Regions from separate parts of the Homo sapiens genome. Here region 2 is linked to region 1. Evidence: chromatin loops called from intact Hi-C (ENCODE). Cell type or tissue: ascending aorta. All regions are shown on one strand. Links, peaks and the distances in the headings refer to the core of each region. The heading gives the core; the rest is flanking DNA.

Region 1 (8,550 bases), core at 1-8,000:
ATCACCTCAGTGTTTGCTGTAAGAAGAAATACTTTGATTTTGATCGTGAGATCCTCCCCTTCACTTCTGAGAATTGGGACAGTTTGCTCCTGGGGGAGGTAAGGGGTAGTGCAGTTTTGGGGGTTGGGATGGGACAGGGAGATGTAGCGGAAAGGGGAAGAGAAGAAATCACTGCTCCCCTGGCCCCATTTTTCTTCATTTCTCCCAGCTTTCAGACACCCCCAAAGGAGAACGTTCTTCCAGGCTCCTCTCTGCTCTTAACAGCCACAAGGACCGGTGAGTTGGAGGGAAGAGGAGGCAAGGATGAGGCTCGGAAAGAGATGGAGAGTGGAAGCCTGGAAGGGGAGGGGCTTGCAACCCACCTGGAAGACTGTGACTGAAAAGGATTGAGGAATGGCGTAAGGAGGAACCGTTTTTTACAGCACTGACCCTATATCATTTCTCTTCTTGCCCCAGTTTCATTTCAGGGAGAGAGATTAAGAAGAGGAAATGTTTGTTTGGTCTCCATGCTCGGATGCCTCCCCCTGTGGAGCCCCCTACTGGAGATGGAGCACTCACCAGGTCACTGGTCCAGGGGGGATGGGGGAAATTCTCAGGGTGTTAGTCCTGGGGGGTATATGTATAGAGATGGGGAGGTCTTGGGGGTGTCCGGGAGGGGGCTGGGGGGATAAGGAGGCCTCTTACAGCTTCCCTTCAGGGCAGGGCCCTGGGGGAGGGGTCTCACGTCCCCTGGGGAAGCGCCGGAGGCCGGAGCCAGAGCCCCTGAGGAGGAGGCAGAAGGGGAAAGTGGAGGAGCTGGGGCCACCCTCAGCAGTGCGCAATCAGCCCGAGCCCCAGGAGCAGAGGGAGCGGGCTCATCTGCAGAGGGCACTGCAGGTACTGGAGCAGGGGGAACCCGATGGAGCAAATGGTGGGGTGTGGGAAGGAGTCAAGGATTATCTCTCAGTCCTTTGCCCCCTCTTCTAGGCCTCAGTGTCTCCACCATCCCCCAGCCCTAACCAGAGTTACCAGGGCAGCAGCGGCTACAACTTCCGGCCCACAGATGCCCGCTGCCTGCCCAGGTCAGTGCTCCTCTGCCCCTCCCCCACAAAATATGCTCCCAATTATTCACATCTTCTGGACTTTATCACCCAGAATTCTTTTCCCTCTCCCCCTTGGCTACCCACTTCTTGGCCTAGACCGACTTCTAGAACTAGTGTCTGGTAGCCAGTATTCTGGGGAAGGGAGTCCCTTGGGGGTAGTGTTTGAGCTCTGCACTTCCCAGGGGGAGAAGGTCCTGTTCCCCTGCTTCAGGTCCTGACTTTCCCCACTCCAACCCCAGCAGCCCCATCCGGATGTTTGCTTCCTTCCACCCTTCTGCCAGCACCGCAGGGACCTCTGGGGACAGTGGACCCCCAGACAGGTGAGATTCTGTCTTCTATTACCAGTGATGCTCTTCTTCCCCTCTATGTGCTCAAGGCTCTTAGTCTCTAACACTGTTTCTCTGATTCACATGTGCTCTCCATTTCTGCCCATTTCTTACAATTGCCTTCTCTCCCTAGGTCACCCCTGGAACTTCACATTGGTTTCCCCACAGACATCCCTAAAAGTGCCCCCCACTCGATGACTGCCTCATCTTCCTCAGTTTCATCCCCATCCCCAGGTCTTCCTAGACGCTCAGCACCCCCTTCTCCCCTGTGCCGTAGTTTGTCTCCTGGGACTGGGGGAGGAGTCCGAGGTGGGGTTGGTTACCTGTCCCGAGGGGACCCTGTCCGGGTCCTTGCTCGGAGAGTACGGCCTGATGGCTCTGTGCAGTACCTGGTTGAGTGGGGAGGAGGGGGCATCTTCTGAACAGCCTGCCTCTGCCCAGCTCCCCATTCACACACACCGGCACTTTCATACCCTGACCTCTGACCTCACCTACAGCTGGGATGTACCTGGAGAGATAGGGGGTAGTTCTCCCTACTGCCCAGGCTGGAATCCAAGAGTGGGGAGTGGGGAAGAGGCCCTCTTCTCTACCCTCCTTCATGATTCCTGACCCCTCCCATCCTTCCCATTTCCTTTGATGTTATTTTGTTACAGCTTTTTAAATATTTTTTAAAATTATTTAACCCCTGGGGGCAGAGACTGAGGAGGGAGGATGATAAGGGATCCCGGACTCTGTATGATTGAAATAAAGAGAAATAAACAAATCTAGCAGCTCTGAGTCATTCTGAAAGATGTAGAGAATACAGGGACTAGAAGCACTTATATTCTCCCAACAAATTTGCATACATGACAAAAAACAGGCAAAAGGCAGAGAGACCCAAAGACGGGATTTATTGGGGGCCCAGTCATCACCTGGAAGTCAGAAGGCGTTGAAGTATCGCGGGGATCTTCATGATGAGCAGGAACAGGGCTCATCATGGCAGGACTGTGATAGAGTCAGAAACTGACTCTGTGACCTGGCGCACCCACTGCAGGTACGGAAAGTTCCCCTGTTCCACAGGCAATGCAATTACCTCGGCCACTTCGTAAGGGTGCACAGAACTACAAAATAGGTGGGTGGGGGAAGGGGATCACTCAAAGATTTACCCAAAAGAACCCACTCCCTTACACGCAAGCCCTAGACTGCCCAGCAAGTCACACCCACACAGTACACACCCTCACCCCATCCATCTCAAAGTTCTCACCGAACAAAATCTGTCAAAGCTGGGACCAAGGAACTTTGGGTTTTAATCATCTAAGGGACAAAGATAAACATGGTTGAATCAAGGAGTGGGATTGAGTTCAGTTTCTCAGAAGAGGGGTAAGGGCTAAAGGGGTCAGGGATTGGGGATATTTTGTTGGGTGGGGGAAATGTTTCTCACCATCAGCACCTCACTGTCTTCCTCGATCTTCCCTTTCCACTCATAGCTGAAAGGTCAGAGGGGGAGAGTTGTGGGGAGCAAAGAATTTCCCCCAGGAAAGAGGTTCCCAGTCAGCTCCTACAGTTAGGTTAACCCCCCAACTCCTATGACTCACATGGATGTAATCTGAGGGATGAGGTTGACGCAGGCTGCTAGGCGCTTCTCCACCACGGCCCTGGAGTGAAGAGACAGTCCCATTCAGAGTACCCCATAACCCCAGTTTTTGTACTGGCAGCCCAGAGACAGGCTTCCAGAGCTGGAGAAAGGAGAAAGCAGCACTCTTCTGCCCCACCCCCAACTGTCCCTTCATGATCATCCTTTCTCGCTGCACATCGAGGTCCCTACCTGGCGATCTCCTTGGCGACCTTCTCGTTGGGGCAAGTAACAAAGGCTGCAGAGACCGAGCCCGGAACGTAGCCAGAGCCGGAATCCGAGGCCGGCGAGGGCTGGGTCGGAGGGCTTCCAGAGGCCATGGTCAGCAAGACTCGGGGTAGCAACAAAAGGCGGGAGGCCACAGGCAGCAGCGCCGGCATCCAAACAAAAGACAGGAGCAGAGAGGCCTGAGAGCAGGAGGCGAATTCGATCTCTCCTCACAAACAGCCCAGGAAATTACACCCGGGGAAGCCTTCGCTTAGATCCTCAGGCTCTGCCCTCCCTCTGATGCACCCCCGAAGAATGCCCCTGAAGGTGAGAGAGAAACTTGGAAAATAAAGCAAAAGCTCATTTCACTCACACCTCAGGGGGCCAACCTCTGGGATTTAGGGTGCGGGTAGCGGTCGAGGCTTCGAGGACCGGAAGGGGCGGGGCGGGGCCGGTCACTCACCACTCCGCCGAGCAGGACCGCGGGAGCCCGCCCCCCACTCATGCGGCCTACGCTGGTACAGGAGAGTTGATCTCAAAGGCCACACGTCACACGGAGAAACAACCCCAGGAAGAGCGGCCTCTTCTTACCTGGGTGGCAGCCACGTGATTAGAAAACAGCGCGCACCATGTGACAGTAGAAGAAGGACCACCTGCGCCTCCAGAGCCAGCCAATCCCGACCCTATCATGGCGCGGTTTGCCCACCTCCTGATGAAGGAGGAGCCATGGGAGACTTGACCAATCGACTACCGCATCTGCAGACGTGCGCGGAAATGGCACGCCCGTTTCCGTGTGAACCCGAAACTGCCACTTGCTGGCTGAGGAGAGCCGCTGCGGCGTTCCACTGTCACGTGAGGGGGCCGGTCCTCTTCGGCGGCGGCACTCAGTGAGTGACGCCAAGTGGCCAATCACAGGCCAGCCTCGCAGGCCACGTGAGGCGAGAGCTGGTTCCAGGAAAGGGGGGCCAGAGACCCCGCAGAGTCGATGCGTCAGGCTGTGGAGTGGGGAATCATCCTTAAACCCCACAATGTGCCTAGTGACCTCCCCTGCACTGTTTCCGAGGTCTTAAGGAGTGGGAGGGTCTGAGAAGGACCCTTCACCCCAAACTCAGGGGTTAAGAGAGCGCCCCCTGCCCTTTTAGTTGGGCAGAGATATGCCTGGGTTTGGGAATGAACAACGGTGATCTAGAAGCCCGCTGTCCCTGGGTAGCAGGGAGTGATTAGGCAGGCACGGGCATGGCAAGACAATAGCTAGCTGAGGAAAGAAGCATTTTAAAACAGAGCGAGACCCTGTGGTAGAGGATGGTGAAAATGGGGCCTAGCCATCTTAATTGAAAACCCAAAGCTTGAGACAGACTACTGAATCAGAGGGAAGGAGAACGAGGGCTGCAGGATGGGGACAGTGGTGATGGTCCTTCTGTCCCCTCTTCCCTGCCTATTCCACTCCCCAGGATTGGTCCACCTCTCAGCCTCGGGTCTCCTTTCCCTAACCCATCCCCCAAGGAGCCAGGACCTGCCCTACATAACTTCCCTGGGGCCCAAGCACATCCTGTGACCCAAAAATGGAGAGAGGGGCCAATGAGAGGCAGAGAGGTGGGAGGAGGTGCAGAGAAAAAAGCTCTTGCCACTGCCCCCACCCAATATTTCCCCTCCCTTCAAGGTCTGAGGTCATTGGTCTGGTGGTGGGGATGCCTCGGAGTTTCCCAGGCTGACGTCAGGGTTATACCTCTCGGAGGTTCTAGGGCAGGGAAGTGGGGAGGGGAGGTTCCCTGAGATCTCTGTCTTTGAGTTTGGAGTTTGTCTCTGAGACAGATTTCGGAGGGGTCTTTCAGTATTTGTGTGGAGATCTTTCTTAGGATTGAGTTTCCTTTTATGCTTCTGGTTTGGGGGGTTTCTATGTTTCAGGGTCTGTGGTCGCACTCTGAGGTCTTTCGAAGTCTTCTTCATGAATTTTGGGTCTCTGAGTTGTCCATCTCCGGACCAGCTGAAGTCTCTATCTCCCCTTAAGTCAGGAGTGTCTCTGTCTCTAAGTTATCAGTCTCTGAGATCTGAGTCTGGGGTCTCTTTCTAGGTCTGAGTTCTCTAAGCTCTAATTCTACATCTGGCTCTTTCTGAATCTGGGCCTCATCTTTTTCTGAGTCTAGGTCTCAGGTCCTGGTCCCTGAAATCATCATCTCAGGGTCTGGAGTCTAAGATATCTGTAGGTATGGAGAACCCTTTTTAGACTGGATTTTCAGATTTTGATATTGAGCTTCTCTCTCTGGGGGATCTGGGGTCGTTTTTTCCTCAAATCAGGAGTCTCTTTTCCTCTAGATTTTGGCCCTGTGTCTCAAATTACCCCACAGTGGGGGGTGGTGAAGTATCTTTCTCTGTGGGTCTAGGGTCTCTCTGTCTCAGGGTCTGGGGTCTGCATCTTTAGGACCTCTGTCTCTCTCTGGTGTGTTTTTGAGTCAGGGGTCTCTCTCTCTCTCACAATCTGGGCCTCCCGGAGTAGGGGTGGGGGCTGCAGAGTCTCTCCCTCCTCCTCCTCCTCCTGCTCTCTTCGCTCTCGCTCGCTCCCCCGCCCCCCCTCTCTCTCGGCTGCCGCTGCTGCCGTTGGCTCTTATTCTCCTCCTCCTCCTCCTCTCTCCTCCTCTCTGCTTCTCTCTGCTCCTCTCTCCTCCTCTCTCCTCCTCCTCCTCCTCCACCTCCTCCTCCTTCTCCCCCTCTTTCTCCCCCTCTTTCTCTCTTCTTTCTCCCCCGTCCCCCCGCCCCCTCCCCCCAGGCCTGATGAGCAGGTCTCGAGCCTCCATCCATCGGGGGAGCATCCCCGCGATGTCCTATGCCCCCTTCAGAGGTACGTGGTGGGGGGAGGGGGAGGGCCATATGGGGGGCAACAGGGGGAGGGGCAGGGGGCGGGGGAGAGTCGGGGCCGAGGGAAGGGAGCGGCTGAAATGGAGGGAGAGGGGAGGACCGGGAAGGCAGGGGTGGGAGCAACCGGGAAGGAGGGATTGGAGGCCAGAGGGATAGGGGTAGATAAGGGATGGAGGGGCCAGGAAATGGGCCTTGAAAGGGGGCTGAAGGGAAAATGATGAAGGGGAAAGAAAGCGCCAGAAAGGGGTGGGAAGGTAGAAGGATTGGGTTGGGGAAAAAGCTGCAGAAATAATTTGGGGGTGGGAGCTGAGTGATGAGGAAAACATCAAGGAAATAGAGGGACAGAGTCTTGGGAGAGGGGCTAGGAAGGAGAAATGAAAACATAGGGGTGAAAAGAGAAGCCAAGAAGATGTGGGGGGATAATTTGGTGGGGGACTCAGAGTATGGTAAGGGGCGGAAAAAGAGAGGAGGATGGAGGGAGAGAAGGGGCCAGATGGAGAGAGAGGGAGGCAGTGGGGGGTGGGGGGATGGAGGGTCCAGATGGAGGGAAGAGAGAAGAGAGAGGGAACGGTGGGGGAGGGGAGACCAGGGCAGGGGGAGGGCCAAATTATGTGTGCTTGGGGGGGTGGCAGTACAAGTAAGATGAAATGATGGGAGTAGGGGACAGGTTAGGATCCTGCCCCAGACTCTGACCCTCTTAAAGGCTCTTGACCAGTAAAATGTAACCTCTGGGGTCTTAATGCTGTCTTCACTTCATCACTTTTACCCCCTTCCCCCACCCCTCCAATCCTTATTTCCATTCCCCCTCCCTCCTCTGCTGTCCATCACCTATATCTTTCCCCCCATATGGTGTCCGTTCCTTATATGAGTCCCCCTTCTGTCCTTCCCCTATATCAGTCCCCTCTCTGGTGTTCATTGCCTCTCTCTTATCTCTTTTCTATGTGGTCGCTCCCTTATATCTCTATCACTTCTTTACTAGTCCGTCTTGACCCCTTCTCATAGCCTCCGCATTAGGTCTGCCTCCTTTGCTCTGACACATGTCCAGTCGAGCCCTTCAGGTGTATTCCCTTGCCCCTGGGCATTTACCATCATTTCTGCCTCCTTTTCTATCTACTCCTATTATTTGTCTCCCAGACCATTCCTTGTCACCACAAGTCTGTGCCTACCCACTTTCCCTTAATACCTCAACTCTTATTATCATTTCTCTTTTCTTGTCTCCTCTACTTATTGGGGTGTTGGAGATTTGGGGTACAAAGACACAGGTTTTGATGATTAGAACAAGGGATCCCCATCTCAGCCCTTGAGGGATTTCTCATCCTAGTAAAAATTTCCCGTTTCTCAGCCATGTTGCTCTGCCTCTTGCATCTGCCTCCCAGAATCATTCTTCACCAAGTCCAGACAGTATGTGTGTGTGTGTTTCTAGAGTTGTTCCTAAGTTCCCTGCTGCCAGGAGAAAGATGCCCTCTGAAGTCTAACCCGCCTCCCTTGGCTGCAGCCTGAACCAGCCCTTTCCCCAAATGCTTATGTGTATCAACAGATTTCTCCTCTGGGTATACCAAGTGTCTAAGTGCGGTGGGCATGTTGCCTGCAATGTCTGTAGTTTCAGAGGCTAGGTATTGGTGATCTCTGTATCTAGAGAACATTAGTTAGTCTCTGAGATGGGTTGAGATAGAGTTTCAAAGTATGTGGTTTCTAAATGGTGGACATTCTGAGGGTTCATCGCTCACTGTGATCTGGAGGTTGGGTAAATTTGAGAGACATATTTATAGACAGAAAAGGGCTGAATTTGCAAAACTCTGCTACTCAGTGCATTCTGTTGGAATGAAGCTCAAAGACCAGTTCTCCTGCAGTATACTCATGGTTATCCCATAAAGGTGACAGAGTTTGATCTTTTTTCCATCTAAAATCTGATACCTTAAGCCTAATTTCTAGCTCTTTGCTGTCGCCAATGTGACATCTCTCTTACTTCAATAGGGCCTGTGTGGCATTGGGGTTTAAAGGAGAGGCAGTTTGCAGGGAGAGCGGCATGGCAAGAACAACAGAGCTGGGGAAGGAGGACCCTGGTCTCATCTCAGCCATAGGCGACACTTGGTCTACTGTTCTCTCTTCTCAAAGTTTTGTTCCCATCTCCAGCTCTTGTCTTTGGAGGCCCCTCTGTGTCACCAGGCCTGGATATTCCATTCTTTCCCCCTGACATCTTTCTTCCTCAAGCTCCTCACTGTGCCTTGAGAAGGCTCCTGACCTATGGAGTGGCTTCCATCCTGTCCACTGAGACTAGGTGGGGTGAGGTGGTGGGGGCAGTGTTGAATCTCTGGGCACTGAATGGGAGAAGAGATAAATTTGGTCTCTACTTGTCCAAACAAGGGCATATTTCCCACCTTCTGCCCTGGGGCCTCCACAGCCAGATGCCGACAAAAGCCATCTTCTCCTTACCACCAGAAGAACCAGAACTTTCCCTAAAGGATGAGCA
Region 2 (9,656 bases), core at 1,657-9,656, 1.2 Mb before region 1:
GATATATTCAGACAAGAGACACAAGACACAGACATCTACAATTCACAGATACCTGATAATAAATGACAACAAGAATAATAGCTAACACTTGTAGCTGGTAAGGGTCTTATAATGGTCTATACTTGTGCTGTCCGAGAAAGTAGCCACCACCTACATGTGGCTACTTGAAATGCAGCTAGTCTGAACTGAGATGTGCTGGAAATGTAAAATACACATCAGATTTCAAAGACTGAATAAAAAACAAAATGTGAGATATCCATTACTAATCTTTTATGCTGACTACATTTTGAAATTATAATCTTGGGCCGGGCGCAGTGGCTCACGCCTGTAATCCCAGCACTTTGGGAAGCCGAGGTGGGCAGATCACGAGGTCAGGAGTTCAGGACCAGCCTGACCAACATGGTGAAACCCCGTCTCTACTAAAAATACAAAAATTAGCCGGGCCTGTTGGCGCATGCCTTTAATCCCAGCTACTCGGGAGGCTGAGGCAGGAGAATCGCTTGAATCCGGGAGGCGGAGGTTGCAGTGAGCCAAGATCACGCCACTGCACTCTAGCCTGGGCAATGGAGTGAGACTCCATTTCCAAAAAAAAAAAAAGAAATTATAATCTTTTGGATGTTATCAGATTCAAGAAAATATATTACTAAAATTAATTTCACTCTTTTTGCCTTGTAAAAATGTGGCTACCATAAAAAAATTACATTGTGGCTTGCATTATATTTCTGTAGAACAGTACTGGTCTATACATTAAGTTAAACTCTTAAAATGATGCATATGATAGTCTAGAAAGTACTATTACTATTTACATTTTATAGGAAATAGGCCCAGGGAGGCTAAATAACTTACCTGAGGTCATACAGCTCCTAAACAGCAGTTTCTAGGTTAAATCTAAGCCGCCTGTGTTCCTAACCACTCCATTACGCTGACACTGGTATGTATTGCATATATATATACGAACACAGCACACAGCATATATGGTGATTGTGACAGAACACTCACAGCCATATACCCAAGGGCCAAATGGCAAGATTAAAAGTTCGTGTCACTAATGCCAACAGACACACAGTCATACAAAGACTAACATGTTCACACATAGACACAAATTTATAATTACACCCAGTGACAGATAAAAGAATGTAAATGCATAACTAGAAAAATCCCTCTCCACCCAGGCAGCTCCCCTATTCCTAGGTAAACTTATGGACATACCTGGAATAGCTACAAAGACCAATCCTACCTCCAGACAGGCAAACGAATCCTACTACCCTTTCCCTTCCTTCTAGTGACACTTTGCGTGGGCAGGTACAGTGTGTGAGGCCTCACCAAGTGAAAAAAGGAGGGAATGGAGTAAAGGTGACCTAACAGCACTTGCCCTGGGAGAGGAAAGGGCTCAAGAGGAAGAGAGGCAGGAACACAGAACCTGTGTTCTAGGTTCTTCCTCCTTCCTCCACTCTGCCCCAGTGTTGGGGGCAGGGTAACAATTCACAAAAAGGGTGTTCAGGCAAATACCTGTCATTCCTACTGAGGCCACAGGCACTGTCTTCCCATGATGGGAAGGGCTATGCTCAAAGGTAAGCCTATTGCCAAGCGAGAAGGTAACAGGCAATAGAGGAAACAGGAGACCCTGCCAGTTGGAATACCGTAGGCTTTCTGAGCTGCTCCATCCCACTGCCCCTACAAGTTCAGAACAGCATCATTTCTCCCCTGAACTATGTGGAGTAGGCTCCCAACTCCCTCCAATCCATCTTCCACGTAGCAACCACAGAGATTTTTCTGTTAGCACAGATTTTTCTGAAACACAGAGCATTTCCCTGTCTTGCCTAAAGGCTCTTCTTGATAAGTTGACTTCTGCTTACATCTTCGACCACATCCTCACAAAACTCTTTGTTCCAGTCAAACTGATTCACTTCAGTTCCTCAGACACCATGATCTTTCATGCTTCCCCACCTTGAACATGCTGTTCCCTTTGGCTGGAATGCCTGTCTCTTCTCCTGCCTCACACAGCTCAGTGTCACCTTTTGGAGGGCTGCCTGAACCCCTCCAGGCCTGTGCTTTCCTTACACTTTTATCTTGATCAGCGGGTCTCGAAGTATAGAAATGCAAATTATTAGACTTCACCCCAGATCTACTGAATCAGAAATTCTGGGCATTAGGTCCAGCAATCTGTTTTTCTTTTTCTCACTCTGTCACTCAGGCTGGTTTTGAACTCCTGGACTCACGCGATCCTCCTGCCTCAGCCTTCCAAACTGTTGGGATTACAGGTGTGAGCCATCGTGGCTGGCTAGCAATCTGTATTTCAACAAGCCCTCTGGTGAGTCTGATGTGCGCCTGAATTTAAGAACCACTGATCTTGACAACACACTATGTGTTGACTGGCGTTTTTGTTTCCCTCCTTAGGCTGTAAGCAGCTTAAGGACAGGGACTCTGTCTTATCTCCAGTGCCAGGACAATAGGAGATGGAGTAGGTGCTCAATAAACACTTGCTGAACAGATTCTAAGGCTGTATACCCACCCATAGAGCCACAGTTAATGACAGAGATGGCGGTTCTGATCACAAATTAGATAGTTATCCTCTTGAGTAGAAGTGACTACTAAAAGAAGTCACTGAGAAAGTAACGAACACACCAAGCCTAATGGTAACCGACTCTGAATAGATACATGCAATACATAGCCATAATGAAGGCAGAGTAACAATAATCAGGAAGAGGTCATCTCACAAGAGAAATGTACCGAATGGGATCAAGATGCCACAGGGAAAGATGCTGCTCTCATCAAATGTGTGCCAACAGTGCAAAGAATGGAGGATAATGTCCATAAATAAATACCAACAATGGGGTTCACAGCAGGATTGACCCTGTGACATGCATTGAGCTCATGGACACAGACTGTACACAGCCACTGGAAAGATAATGTTTGTGTAGAGAGGTATGGGCCAGGGAGGTCACCAAGGTAAGGCATGCAGGGATGGTTCTTTGCAGACCTGGAGACCCAGTTACCTTCTTCTCTTAACACTTGATATTAAGTGACCCTCTTTGGAGAACAAAAGTCCAAGGATTTAGAAATGCAATGGAGGGCCAAATTTAATGAGCATACGGCTCACAAAATATACTGATGACAAATTTATAACACACATTCTATGGTCCTGTTACATCAGTGTATCATGCAAAGGCGCATACACATGTGTTCTGTGAACTGTGACTGGGAAAACACAGCAAACAGGCCAATTCAGTCAGACATCAGAGTGTGGGGTATTCAGCCAAGCCATGGGATCCCACACATGAAGACTACTGCAAATGGTAGGACCATGGACATGTCAGCCAAAGCAAAATAAGGTATATAACCTTCACATGCTGAAATAAACATGCCAAAACATAAAATGTGCAAGTAACATGAAATTATAGAACAGGTGCAATATATGAAAACTCACACACATGCGGTACTTAAAACATGTCAAAACTGGATGTGAGACATGGACACAAGAATGAAGAATGGGCAATTCTGATAGAAAATAACACACCATTTCTACACAGCCTATGGATAGCATTGGGACAACCTAGTTGCACACAAGCCATTAAACATGTCAAAGGCACACAGACTCAATGTAGAAAACATGGCTCCCATAAGGCATTTGTGTGTCAGTAAGGGTCTAGCAGTGTGGAAGGCCACTGAGAAACAAGAGGTCCTGTGCCTAGATGGAAACAGAGGCACCTAAGGGTATTCCTAAGAGGCAAATTCTGCTGGCCTTCTCCCCTCATGACCCTTCAAGAGTCATGTGGGGTCAAAGGGCAAGAAAAGGAATTGGGGAAGGTGTAGGGAATTCCCTCTCCAGGATTCCCTGTGCACGCTCCCAGTCCCAAATTCACAAGGGTTTCCATTTCTCCTCCCTCCCAGGTCTCTTCCATCCTTCCTCCCTCTCAGGTCCCCTCTCCTATCCCCAGCAACCCTCTTCCCAGTCGGCCCCTCTCCTTTCCCCAGCAACCCTCTCCCCCAGTCGGCCCTCCCAGACCCAATCTCTCCCCTTCCCCTCATCCTAGTCGCTTTCAGCACCCTCTTCCCTCCTCCTCCCATCCCTTTCCCGCCCACACCTCAGAGGGGTAGGGGGCCTGGGGGGCTGGCCCCCTCCCCAGCCAGGCTGCGGCAGCGGTGGTGGCGGATGGCTGTGTCTCTGTCTCTGTCGGGGTGTCGGTGCCAAGGGGGCGACGGGATTTGGGGGTGTCCTAGCCCCGGCCGATGGAGGGGAGGTGGGAGTGGGAGGTTGGGCCCATAGCGGTAGGAATGGTGGGGGGCTGTCCCCCCAGCACCCTCCCTCCCTCCCTTTCTGCTGTCTCTCTGAGGGCTGGGGCTGCTGCCGCCGCTATTCCCCCGCCACCCCTCCCCAACGCCTGCTGGTTTCCGGGGCCGGCCAGGAAGTGGAGGGCGGTGATGGGCAGCCTGTTTTGCCAATCGTCTCCCAGAAACTCTGGCATCTCCTCCCCACATCTACCAGTGTCCTCTTGCGAGCCCCGCCCCAGGGCTCTCCCTCGGTCTTTGCCCCCATCTCTGGCTCCAGCTGCATCTTTTTTTTCTCTAACTCCCTTTCAGCTCTGGATCCCCTGGTGCTGTATTCCTCCTTCCGCACATTCCTTCCTTTATTCTCCATCAGCTCTCTTTTAACTGCCACTTTTACTTGGTCTCTTTTTTTCTCAACTCCGGTTATCTGCTGCTTATTCCCCCCAACTATTCTTAAGGACCCCTTTTCCCGTACCCATTCAATTCTAAACATTTATCAAGCATCTACCTACCATATGACAAGCATTAAGTTCACCTCTCTTCTTTTTCTCTCCAGGACTCCATCTCACTCCATCTCACTCTCCAGTCCTCTGGTCTGGTTTCCTTTGCCCTTTGTCCCTCACTATCTCCCAGCAGTCCAGCTCCCCCCTCCACCTGCCTTCTCTGGCCTTTAAAGAGAAGAGATCTCTTTGGCCTTATCCCTGACCCTTTCCTTTTCCATGCTCTTTTACCTCTGTACCTTTTCTTTCCTACTTCCTTCGTATCAGTCTCCTTACTTGCCCAAGCTGAGACAACCCCTTCTCACAACATACAATATGGGTACATCTTTTCTTCCAATGGAAATTTGGCTTCAGGGGTGCTTTCTAGAAAAATAAAAAGTGAGGAAGAATGCCGATTCCTCTGGAATGCGCGTGCCTCCTTAATTTGGTAGCCATGTATCTAGTTTTCCACCCCCTCTTCTCTTCCTCCACTCCCATTATCCCTTTACTAGGATCATTCCATCACTTCACTCTCCTTCATTTCCACCTTTCCCTCTCAATATCTTCCTTCCTAAACCTCAAGCTTCCTGAATCCTCATCTGCCCCAGTCCTTCTTTACGCAACTGCTAACTTCTCATCTTTCCTTACTCTTGAGTCACATGGGATCTTTTATCAAGGTCCCCCCTCTAGCCACACCTTTACCCTGCATTAGTTTACATGCCCTCGGGAAGAGGATTGGTAGTGGGAGGACTGTTACCTAATTCTGCTCCTTTAGTCACAGTGAGGGTCAGTGATTGTAGGAAAAGCCCAAACTCCCCGGGGTCCAACCTGGGAAGAAGACCCTATTTCTGATGGGCAAATTATAAAGAGGAAAGGGCGGGTCTAGCCTCCGCGGGTCTCCTTAAAAGGGGCGGGCTTTGTCCCTTTTGCACCACTCACAAAGGGGTTGAGCCCAGAGCTTTCCTGCTCTGAAGGTTTAAAACGGAGTTGAAGTCAATCCTGTTCTACTCTGTGTACAACATTAAGAAAGGGGTGGGCCTTTAGTTCAGTTTTGCTCTGTAAATCACCTAATATGGGGAGGGCTGAGTCGTCCAGCCGAATGAGTTGGGTTAACACCAGCGCCGCAGATCGATGTTCCCACTATCCAAACGTCGGGCTAATCCCAGTTCTGCTCCCTTAACTAAAAGGGAGGGGCAGACCCAAGTTCTGCTCTCTACGTCACCAAAGGAGGTTGGAGCCATTTTGAACCCTGCGACCCTAGTGTTTTCCCTCTTTTCCTAGCTCTTCGCCGTCTTTCCCGATGTCGGCCAATCAGGGGAAAAGGAAAAGGCCCAATCAGCAGAAAGTCCACAGCTGAAGGACCCGGATGAAGCGAGCCTAGGACTTTGAAGTGCAAGCCTCGCCAATTGTAGAGCAGTCACCATGGCGACAAGATAGGGGTGAAGAGGTGGAAAAAGAGAAGGTTAAACCCTCACAGGATTGGCCCACCCCCGTCCCGCCGCGTGCTGCGCAGGCGCGTTTTACCTAACCACCATTTTCCGTCAAGTTTTAGCCAATGAGTTGATTTGGAGCCATACGCTCCAAAGTCCAATAGCAATCCGGACATTCTCTAAAAGAGGAAGCGAAGGAAAGAAAGGGGCTTATAGTGGGCGAGGTCTATAGGTAGTCCCGAGCAAATTGCTTATGGCTTTGGTTATGACTGACAACTACTCAGACGAATAAAGCCCTCCTTGGCCAGGCGACAGCGTGTAGCGAGTTATTACCAATCCCTTGGCATTGCACATTGACTTAGACCGTATCAGCCAATAGCCATTGTGCGAAGGCAGGACTGCACTAACCTTTTCCCGCCCCTACCCTTTGGGCCAATCCTTTCTTTTGAATTCTTTGTGACTGGCAGGCATTCAGACCAATAGTGATTAGGAAACCTTGAAGCCTGCCCAACGATCGTGGGCAGGAGGTGGTTTCTGGTTTGTTGGGGCGTGTGTATGTGTATTTGGGGGGACTGAAGGGTACGTGGGGCGAAACAAAACCGGCCATGGCAGCAGCGGAGGAGGAGGACGGGGGCCCCGAAGGGCCAAATCGCGAGCGGGGCGGGGCGGGCGCGACCTTCGAATGTAATATATGTTTGGAGACTGCTCGGGAAGCTGTGGTCAGTGTGTGTGGCCACCTGTACTGGTGAGAATCGAGGAGGGGGGCGGGAGGTGGTGGGTCTCGCTTATATACTGGAGAGGCTAGGAGCGAATAATCATACAGTCATACAGATAATCGGAGGGCACGTTCCCATAGGTGAAGCCCGACAGGAGACATAAGACTTTGCTGGTATGTGTGGGTGGGAGTATAACGGTCGAGATCTGTGGAAAGAAAGGTCTTAGGAACCAGGAGCTGAGGCACGTGATGTGCTGAGAAGAGAAGGTGGGGCGGGGAGTGGCAGGACAATGTGAGACCCGAGCCACCTTACCCCAGAGAAGTGAGGGGTCTTAGCTGTGCAGGTGGAAACAAGTGAGACACAAAGGTTAAGGGAGGCACGCATCAGTTGAGTCGGGGAGAACCAGGAAATATGGATCACATTCAGATGAGATCTGGGAGGGGGCTGGTATAAGGGCACTGTGGAGAGGCAGACTTGAAAGGTTAAAGGGTCATAAAGATAGGGACATTATTGAGCTTGAAAGTGAGTAATGGGGGAATGTGCTAGTAAAGGGGTTTGGTTTGGAGTGATGGGGTTGGGGTTGAAAAGAGGAGACCCAGAAAGAGGTGGCTGAAGGAAATTAGAAATTAACTTGAAAGGCAGAAAAGAGAGGGCACGAAAATTTGTATGTGTTTGTTGGGGAGAGGAGAAAGGAGAGGGTTGAGTGTGTTGAGGATGGACAGAGCTTTAGGTGTTGGAAGATCAGACAAGCAGGAAGGCTAACTAAGTTGGCTGGCATGGTAGAGGTTGCAGAAAATCTGAAAAGCAACAGCAGGTTGCTTGGGAAGAGGGGTTAGATGGGATTCTGCGAAGTCTAGGGTCTGTGTCTCTCTTTTCTGTAGCTAGTTTGACCTTTTTTTTTTTTTCTCCCCCATCCAGTTGGCCATGTCTTCATCAGGTGCGTACTCAGGAGATGAAGAGGGAAATGGGGAGGTCTGAGGAGCTGTAAGACCCTCTTGTATACTGGAAACCACCTTTTTTCTCCCCAGTGGCTGGAGACACGGCCAGAACGGCAAGAGTGTCCAGTATGTAAAGCTGGGATCAGCAGAGAGAAGGTTGTCCCGCTTTATGGGCGAGGGAGCCAGAAGCCCCAGGATCCCAGGTGAGAGACTGGAGGTGTTGCTTAGGGAAGATTGAAGGCTTCTGCCCTTGGAAAACGGTGTGGAAGATGGGAGGAGAAAAATCCCTGTTAACTTTCTCTCTCCACTTCCTCAGATTAAAAACTCCACCCCGCCCCCAGGGCCAGAGACCAGCTCCGGAGAGCAGAGGGGTGAGTCTTCTTGTCCAGTTGTGTCCCTTCCTTGACAGATTTGCCGGCTTCCTGTCTGACTTTTTCTGCCTCCCTAGGGATTCCAGCCATTTGGTGATACCGGGGGCTTCCACTTCTCATTTGGTGTTGGTGCTTTTCCCTTTGGCTTTTTCACCACCGTCTTCAATGCCCATGAGCCTTTCCGCCGGGGTACAGGTAAGAGTCACACTCAGCTCCCATCAGGGAGCCCTGTGAATCCCCTCAGGCCCCCTCCCAGCCTAGGAGCATATGCTTCCACAGCTTTCCTCTCTCCCACAGGTGTGGATCTGGGACAGGGTCACCCAGCCTCCAGCTGGCAGGATTCCCTCTTCCTGTTTCTCGCCATCTTCTTCTTTTTTTGGCTGCTCAGTATTTGAGCTATGTCTGCTTCCTGCCCACCTCCAGCCAGAGAAGAATCAGTATTGAGGGTCCCTGCTGACCCTTCCGTACTCCTGGACCCCCTTGACCCCTCTATTTCTGTTGGCTAAGGCCAGCCCTGGACATTGTCCAGGAAGGCCTGGGGAGGAGGAGTGAAGTCTGTGCATAGATGGGAGAGCCTTCTGCTCAGAGGCTCACTCAGTAACGTTGTTTAATTCTCTGCCCTGGGGAAGGAGGATGGATTGAGAGAATGTCTTTCTCCTCTCCTAAGTCTTTGCTTTCCCTGATTTCTTGATTTGATCTTCAAAGGTGGGCAAAGTTCCCTCTGACTCTTCCCCCACTCCCCATCTTACTGATTTAATTTAATTTTTCACTCCCCAGAGTCTAATATGGATTCTGACTCTTAAGTGCTTCCGCCCCCTCACTACCTCCTTTAATACAAATTCAATAAAAAAGGTGAAATATATTGATGGGATCTCTTCCCAAGTTCGCCCCCACCCCCGACAGAAGCATCTTCTCCCCAACTTGAGTAGATGTTTGGTATAGTATGGTGAAGTATGGGGGTGAGTCCCTTTCCTTCAGGGCCCTCAAGGGTATAGGGGTGAGGTTGTGTCTCATACACACACACAGACACACAAGAGCAAGATGTGTCAGGTGTTTAATCATCATTGTGGGGGGCTCTGGTTGTAGAAGAAAGCTTGGCAAGGTGGGGTTATACAGGAGAGAGATTATACAGGAGAGAGTTGGTCTGAGGCCAGAACAGTTCAAGGGAAAAAGAAAAGGGAGCTGATGGATGGGATCTGTCTGTGGGCCCCTCAAGGCCCTCCAGTACTACTCTCGCCTGCCTCAGGTTCCTCCGACTGATTCAGTTCTGCACGCTCCTCCTCTTCCTCCTGGTTTTCTGGGGCCTTCCTGAGGAGAAAGATTGGGGGGAATGCGGCACGTTGTCGTTCCACCCCCCGACCCCTCTTCGCTTGCTGCCTGGAAGCCCTAGGTCTGAGGGGTCTGGCTTTCTCCACTCACCTCTCCTCTCCTCGGCGTTGCCGCCTTTGCCACA

What was found. A loop is a pair of places that touch in the nucleus more often than their neighbours do. Peaks named below come from ENCODE experiments on the same cell type or tissue, not always from the same donor. Only the 100,000 strongest peaks of a DNase experiment are listed, where the experiment ranks them.
Region 2: a loop joins it to region 1, with 5 times the contacts of the local background. A loop is called at or near these places in 2 of 110 quality-filtered maps.

What each region holds. Positions count from the first base shown.
Region 1 is chr6:33,414,269-33,422,818 of GRCh38, forward strand. It overlaps PHF1 (PHD finger protein 1), which reads left to right. Exons shown (of 15, transcript NM_024165.3): 9 at 1-98; 10 at 209-276; 11 at 457-561; 12 at 687-876; 13 at 967-1,061; 14 at 1,322-1,402; 15 at 1,542-2,171. The coding sequence ends at 1,830. It overlaps CUTA (cutA divalent cation tolerance homolog), which reads right to left and starts at 3,839. Exons shown (of 6, transcript NM_001014840.2): 1 at 3,691-3,839; 2 at 3,213-3,427; 3 at 2,983-3,042; 4 at 2,829-2,874; 5 at 2,652-2,701; 6 at 2,174-2,508. The coding sequence starts at 3,732. The coding sequence ends at 2,382. SYNGAP1 (synaptic Ras GTPase activating protein 1) reads left to right here and starts at 5,797. Exons shown (of 19, transcript NM_006772.3): 1 at 5,797-6,063. The coding sequence starts at 5,997. In ascending aorta, for the core only: CTCF peaks have their summits at 552 (motif pointing left) and 4,335; DNase peaks (open chromatin) are centred at 3,066, 3,384, 3,973 and 5,793; H3K4me3 peaks cover 4,465 bases; H3K27ac peaks cover 6,098 bases.
Region 2 is chr6:32,171,729-32,181,384 of GRCh38, forward strand. AGPAT1 (1-acylglycerol-3-phosphate O-acyltransferase 1) reads right to left here and starts at 4,356. Exons shown (of 7, transcript NM_006411.4): 1 at 4,086-4,356. It overlaps RNF5 (ring finger protein 5), which reads left to right and starts at 6,677. Exons shown (of 6, transcript NM_006913.4): 1 at 6,677-6,923; 2 at 7,813-7,831; 3 at 7,923-8,035; 4 at 8,149-8,203; 5 at 8,281-8,398; 6 at 8,501-9,065. The coding sequence starts at 6,784. The coding sequence ends at 8,598. AGER (advanced glycosylation end-product specific receptor) reads right to left here. Exons shown (of 11, transcript NM_001136.5): 10 at 9,623-9,656; 11 at 9,241-9,511. The coding sequence ends at 9,415. MIR6833 (microRNA 6833) reads left to right here and starts at 8,088; the gene lies at 8,088-8,148. RefSeq lists an enhancer at 6,437-6,965. In ascending aorta, for the core only: no CTCF peak of the experiment used is centred there; DNase peaks (open chromatin) are centred at 4,443, 5,653, 6,143 and 6,543; H3K4me3 peaks cover 4,775 bases; H3K27ac peaks cover 4,033 bases.